2 separate regions of the Homo sapiens genome follow, and region 1 is linked to region 2. Evidence: chromatin loops called from intact Hi-C (ENCODE). Cell type or tissue: dorsolateral prefrontal cortex. All regions are shown on one strand. Links, peaks and the distances in the headings refer to the core of each region. The heading gives the core; the rest is flanking DNA. Region 1 overlaps DLGAP4 (DLG associated protein 4). Region 2 overlaps EPB41L1 (erythrocyte membrane protein band 4.1 like 1).

Region 1 (2,904 bases), core at 160-2,659, 240 kb after region 2:
TGAGACTGTCTCAAAAAAAAATATATATATATATATAATATATATGTATGTATATGTATATATTGCTCTCCCCTTGCTCATCAGCCCTCACACTGTCCAGGCTGGCAGTGACTTCCATTTTTCCCTCTGCCACTGGATGACCTTCGCCAGTCTTTTTCCCTCTGGGCCTCAGTTTCCCAATCTGAATAATATATACATATATATGTATATATTGTAAAGATGGGGCCTCACTATGTTGCCCAGAGTGGTGGTGAACTCCTCCGCTCAAGTGACCCTTCTGCTTTGGCCTCCCAAAGTGCTGGGATTATAGGTGTGAGCCACCACGCCTGGTCAGTTTCCCCATCTTTTTTTTTTTTTTTTTTTTTTTGAGACAGAGTCTTGCTCTGTCGCCCAGGCTGGAGTGCAGTGGCACAAACTTGGTTCACTGTAACCTCCACCTCCCGGGTTCAAGCAATTCTCCTGCCTCAGCCTCCCGAGTAGCTGAGCTGACCTCAGGTGAGCTGCCCGCCTCAGCCTCCCAAATTGCTGGGATTACAGGCGTGAGCCACCGCACCTGGCCTAGTTTCCCCATCTTTAAGTGAAGGGGCTGAGCTGGAGGATCTCTAAGACCCCTTCTAGTACGGAGATCCTACAATCCGAGTGACCAGTAGGCATTAAGGTGGGAGAGGCAGGAAGCCTGGGGCTTAAGCCTAGAATTCAAGGGAAGCAATAATAATAACAGTAGTAGTAGTAGCAATAATAGTAACAGCTGCCGTCTGTTAGCACTTGTCCGCTGGCCACTGTGCCTGACCTGATATCCTTTAATCTGCACCACTGAATCCTCACTGCAGCCCCAGCAGGCAGGTAGCATCATCCCCATTTTAGAGATGAGGAAACTGAGACTTAAGTAAGGGGTAATGACTTGCCCAGGGTCACCCAGCTGAGAAAGCTGGATTCCAATCCAAACCCTTCTGTATCAGGGGCCTAAGCTATTGGATGCTTGGATTTTATCCCCAGAATGAGGACTGGGGGATGCCCAGGATCAGGTAGATGTAAGAAAGATTGAAGGGCTGGGGCCGTGGAGATAAGGGGTGAGTCTAGGGGCCTGATAGAAGCCACTCGAACATCGCAGCAGAGCTGATGCCCTTTGGGAGCCCTAGGCTGTGGAACTTGACCCACCTCTGTCGGGCCTCTGGAAATGTCCCAGACTTTCAAGGAGGAAGGAAAGGGGCTGTAGAATTGGGCAGGGCCAGCCTCGGGTTTTAAACAGTCAAATACAAGCTGGTGCTGCCACCCTGCGGCTGCAGCGGGCATCACAGGTGTGGACCACCTGTGCATCACAGATGGTCAAGGCCTCCAAAAGCTGGGTGAACAATGGGTGGGCTGAGCCCTGTCTGCTCCCCACTCCCCACCAGGAGTCTGGACCGCCTGGATTCAGTGGACATGCTGCTGCCCTCCAAGTGTCCGAGCTGGGAAGAGGACTACACCCCCGTCAGCGACAGCCTCAACGACTCCAGCTGCATCAGCCAGGTGAGGGTGGCAGGGAGGCTGGAGAGTCAGGGGGCTTGGGTACTGATTCCCATCTGGGAGGAGGACACACGCCCAGGCCCAGCCCATGCTGAGTGGCCCCCAGATGTCTGCACTGTGCTTCTGTTTGGTCCTTGTTCCTGAAGCCTCCTGTGTGTGTCTCTGCCCCACCAACTGTCCTGTGGCTGGAGAGCACAGTTACGGGGCCTGACCCAGGACCCCACACCACCACTGTAAACACAGGCTGCCAGCGGGGCGCCTGTCACTTCTCATTGGGTTCAGAACCATGAGGATAAGGAACTGGAGACCTAGGTTCGAGTCCCAGTTTTGTCACTTGACAGTATGAACCCAGGATAGTCACCTCCCCTCCCTGAACCTCGGTTTCCTGATTTACCAGAGGAGGGTGAGCATTTCTATCTGGGGGCTGTTGAGAGGAATAAGTGGGATCGTGAAGGCGGTGTGCTCAGCAGAGGGTAGCTGCCTTCCTGGTTATTATTAGCATCTTTTGTGACCTCCAGCAAGTGACTGCTCACTTTGAACCTCTGTGCCACCTACTCAGTGGGCAGTTGTGCTCCCAGGCGCAGCCAGCCCTGCCTGTGTCAGTGAGGAGCATACTGGGCTGAACGTTGAATTTGCATGCCACCCTCTCAACCATCAGCTCCTTGAGCCCTTAACCACCCCCAGAGGTGGCCTTGTTATCCATATCCCCATTTCATAGGTGAGGCAACTGAGGCTCAGAGAGGTGAAGTCATCATGCAGCTAGGAGAAGACAAAGTTGGGCAGGGATCTGGGGCTGTCCAGCCCAGACCTGGACCTCAGCTCCTGCCGTGTACTCGGCACTTTAGGGTTTGCAAAGGGAGAACCAGGCAGGACTAAAAGGCACCCCCCATCGTGTGGATGGGGAGATGAGCCCCCCGAGAAGGCAGACACCTACTGGTAGTAGCAGTTAGGCAGTGGGGCGGCCAGGTGCGGGTCCAGCCTCCTCTCAGCAGGAACAGGCCACTGTGTGCAGGCCCAGGACCACGGCTAGAGGACTGCTTAGAAGGCTTTGGGACCCCGACTCCTCACAACTCCATTATTCCTGGCCTAGCCAAGCTCCTTCCCCAGCCCCTCAGACATGGGGAGGGGTAGAGTGCCGCAGCCCAGGGAGCCCCCTGCCCCTGCCCCCCTCATCCAGACTCCACCAAGTCACACCTGAACAGCCGTCCTCCAATCCATACTCAGTGGCCAGAGGGAGCTGTCAGAGCCACACCCCTGCTCCAGACCCTCCCTTGGCTCCCACCTCCCCCTGAGGGAAAGCCAGAGTCCTTACCTGGACCTGTGAAGCCCTGTAAGACCTAGGCCCTGCCTCCCTGTTGGATCCTGTCCCTTGCCCTGCTCCAGCCATGCCGGCCTCCT
Region 2 (2,904 bases), core at 309-2,808:
GCTAGAGGCAGGCTCTGACTTCCATGCTTAGGGTCAGGGGTCATGCTAGAAGCAGGCTCTGACTTCTATGCTTAGGGTCAGGGGTCATGGCACCCAAATGCCTTCTGCCTTAAGGTCTTTTCTCTGTTCAGAAGCCTGAATGGTCTAGCAGTGGTTAGTTAGGGCACGACATTCCAGGCATCTCCGGCCTGCGTCTTCTCTGAACTCCCCTGGAGCTTGGGCCCATCAAGGAGGCAGGCAAAAGTGGACATCTTTCTCTAAGGAGTATCCTTAGGGTTGTAGAGAGATTGGTCAGGCAAGTGTTTGAAATGAGGAGGCCATTGCTTCTATGCCCAGGGCGGCAGCAAGTGGAGGGCTCTTTGAACTTCCTGTGGCCCTTCATGGATGCTGGGCATAGAATCCAGGCCCAGGCAGGAGGCTGTGCTCCCTCCTCTGATGGGATTTTATGGACTATCAGGGTTGGAAGCTACTGAGCGATCATCTGGGCAGAACTTTCTTCCCCAATATCTGCCGCTCCCCTGTTGATGTATGCTCTCCTCTGAGGGCCTGTACCTTTCTCCATTCTCAGAGAAAACTTCTTTAGCTGCTGCAAACGTGCTGGAACTTTAAGAAAGACATAAATGAGCTACATAAGTGATAAAACATAAGTCATACTTCTACTCTATGAATTTTTCCTCAATCTAAAGAACAAAACTATCCGCACACTCTCTTGAGGGAAATCGGACAAGAGTCAACAGCATACCAAGGACAGGGCTAGAGAGATGCCCTGGACACAGAGATGCTCCTGTGACCAAGGACAGGTGCCCATTTGGGGAGCAGAGCCCACAACCTGCACCCCGCCCCCGCATCATTCTCCTGCAAATGTCCATCCAGCTCTTCCACAGCAGGCACTTTTGCTGTCCTTGGCGGCAGCCCATTAACTATTGGGAAGTTTTCGTGTTGAATTGAAATCTGCCTTTTCAAATTAGCAGCCTGTAGGTCTCATTCTGCCCGCTGGTGCCCGCTACCGCTCTGCATCCTCCTCCAGGCCAGCCCTTCGGAGACTTGAACACCTCCCCTTCCCTAGAACACTTCACTCTCTTCCCACTTTCTCCCAGGAAATGGTTTCTGGAGGGCCCCTTACCCTGGACCCCCTCCTCGTATAAAGGGCAGGCCTGGCTGGGCATGGTGGCTCACGCCTGTAATTCCAGCACTTTGGGAGACTGAGTTGGGTGGATCACCTGAGGTCAGGAGTTCGAGACCAGCCTGGCCAAAATGGTGAAACCCTGTCTCTACTAAAAATACAAATAATAATAATAATAATAATAATAAGCTGGGCGTGGTGGCGCGTGCCTGTAATCCTAGCTACTGGGGAGGCTGAGGCAGGAGAATCGCTTGAACTCGGGAGGCGGCTGTCAGTGAGGCAAGATCACGCCTCTGCACTCCAGCCTGGAAGACAGAGCAAAACTCCGTCTCAAAAAAAAAAAAAAAAAAAAGGCAGGCCCCAAAATGTGACCCAGAGCTCCAGGAGGGGCCTGAACAGCCTGGAGTCAGGAGAACAGCCAGGCTGGAGAGTTTCCTGTCTGTGCCTTGGGTGCAGACAGCTGTGAGCCCAACTGGCTCTGTTTCTCCCCACCCCTGTTGCCAGCTTCCTTTGCTGCAGTGCCCCTACCTGACGGCAGGGGGCGCTCTGAGCAAGGCACCGACGGTCCCCTGGCTCCAGAAAGAATGGCTGCGGGGCTGCGGCTACCTGGGGCTACCCTAAGATTATCCCATCTTGTGATTCGGGTTAGAACGACTTTCACGCCAACCCCTCGGGCCAGGTGTGTGGCTCTACCCGTGCCTTCGCACCGTGGAAGTTTTTTTCTTTTTTGTTCAGTTTTCTTTTCCTCTTCAGGATCCTACATTTTACTTTGTCCCCCGCTGCTCAGCCTGTGATCTTGCGCATGGCCTCTCCCCTCTGGGATACCGTTTCGCCTTCTGAAATAAGGATAACGATATCTGCTTCACAAGTTGCCATTTGGATTAAATTTAATAACTCAGACAAAGGGCTGGCATTGCCTGGCACATAGCAACTAACAATCACTATACGTTTCCCCTTTCTTCCTGCAGAGTCTACTTTTCATTCTCTGCCAGCACCTGCGCCACTCACTCTTGCTTATCTAGCCTAGTTGCTAGTTAGAATTGGGGCAGGAATGTTCCAGAAGGAGGCATATTGACTGGCTTTGGCCATCATTGCCAGGCGGATGTCAGTACAGCTGGAATGGAGGCAGCTGAAGGAACCTGCTTCTCAAGGAAATGAGCAAAAGGACCTAGCTTCCGTAGGCTCTCAAAGCACGTCCCTTTGGGATGGTTCAGGAGCTGTGGTCCTGAAGCCTTAATGACCTGAAGTAAAAGCTCAGAAACCCACCCCAGACTTTACCTAGACCTTCCCCCCTTCCTTTTATCTCGCTTTCCCATGAACAAGATTATTTTAATGGGTTCTGATTCCCTGACAGAGAGATTTTCTCAAAACACAGTGGGGACAGAGGGTTTATGATGCTCTCTTGAGCCTTCAAAATGTTTCAGATCTTATGGGATCTGACAGACTCCTCCTCCCTGTGGGGTGGGATTAACAGACTCCTCACCAAGTCATAACCTGAAAAGGAGCCCAAGGTCATATAAACCTTCCCCCTCCTGCTGCCAGGAGAAGTTCTGGGCATGTCTCCCTGTGGAGGTGGTCATGGTAGGGTGGAGAGGACACACTTCACAGAACTTGGCGTCAGAGACTGAGTTCAAGGCCTGCCTTTCCACTTGCTCCCTGTATGGCCTTGGGCAAGATGCTTCTCCAGGTCTGAGTTTCCATATCTGTATCACGAGGGGCTCTAGTTGGGGCAGTGAGGAGGGAGGTACCTCAGGGCATTAAGGCCGCCCACACCCCCAACT

Evidence for each region. Peaks named below come from ENCODE experiments on the same cell type or tissue, not always from the same donor. Only the 100,000 strongest peaks of a DNase experiment are listed, where the experiment ranks them.
Region 1: a loop joins it to region 2, with 4 times the contacts of the local background. A loop is called at or near these places in 96 of 110 quality-filtered maps.

What each region holds. Positions count from the first base shown.
Region 1 is chr20:36,438,360-36,441,263 of GRCh38, forward strand. It overlaps DLGAP4 (DLG associated protein 4), which reads left to right. Exons shown (of 13, transcript NM_001365621.2): 5 at 1,395-1,509. Among named protein-coding and RNA genes, the nearest start is that of MYL9, 100 kb to the right of the region's middle. In dorsolateral prefrontal cortex, for the core only: CTCF peaks have their summits at 1,285 (motif pointing left) and 1,484; a DNase peak (open chromatin) is centred at 1,282.
Region 2 is chr20:36,201,356-36,204,259 of GRCh38, forward strand. All of the region lies in intron 14 of EPB41L1 (erythrocyte membrane protein band 4.1 like 1), which reads left to right. Among named protein-coding and RNA genes, the nearest start is that of AAR2, 34 kb to the right of the region's middle. In dorsolateral prefrontal cortex, for the core only: CTCF peaks have their summits at 1,668 (motif pointing right) and 1,870; a DNase peak (open chromatin) is centred at 1,656; H3K27ac peaks cover 1,418 bases.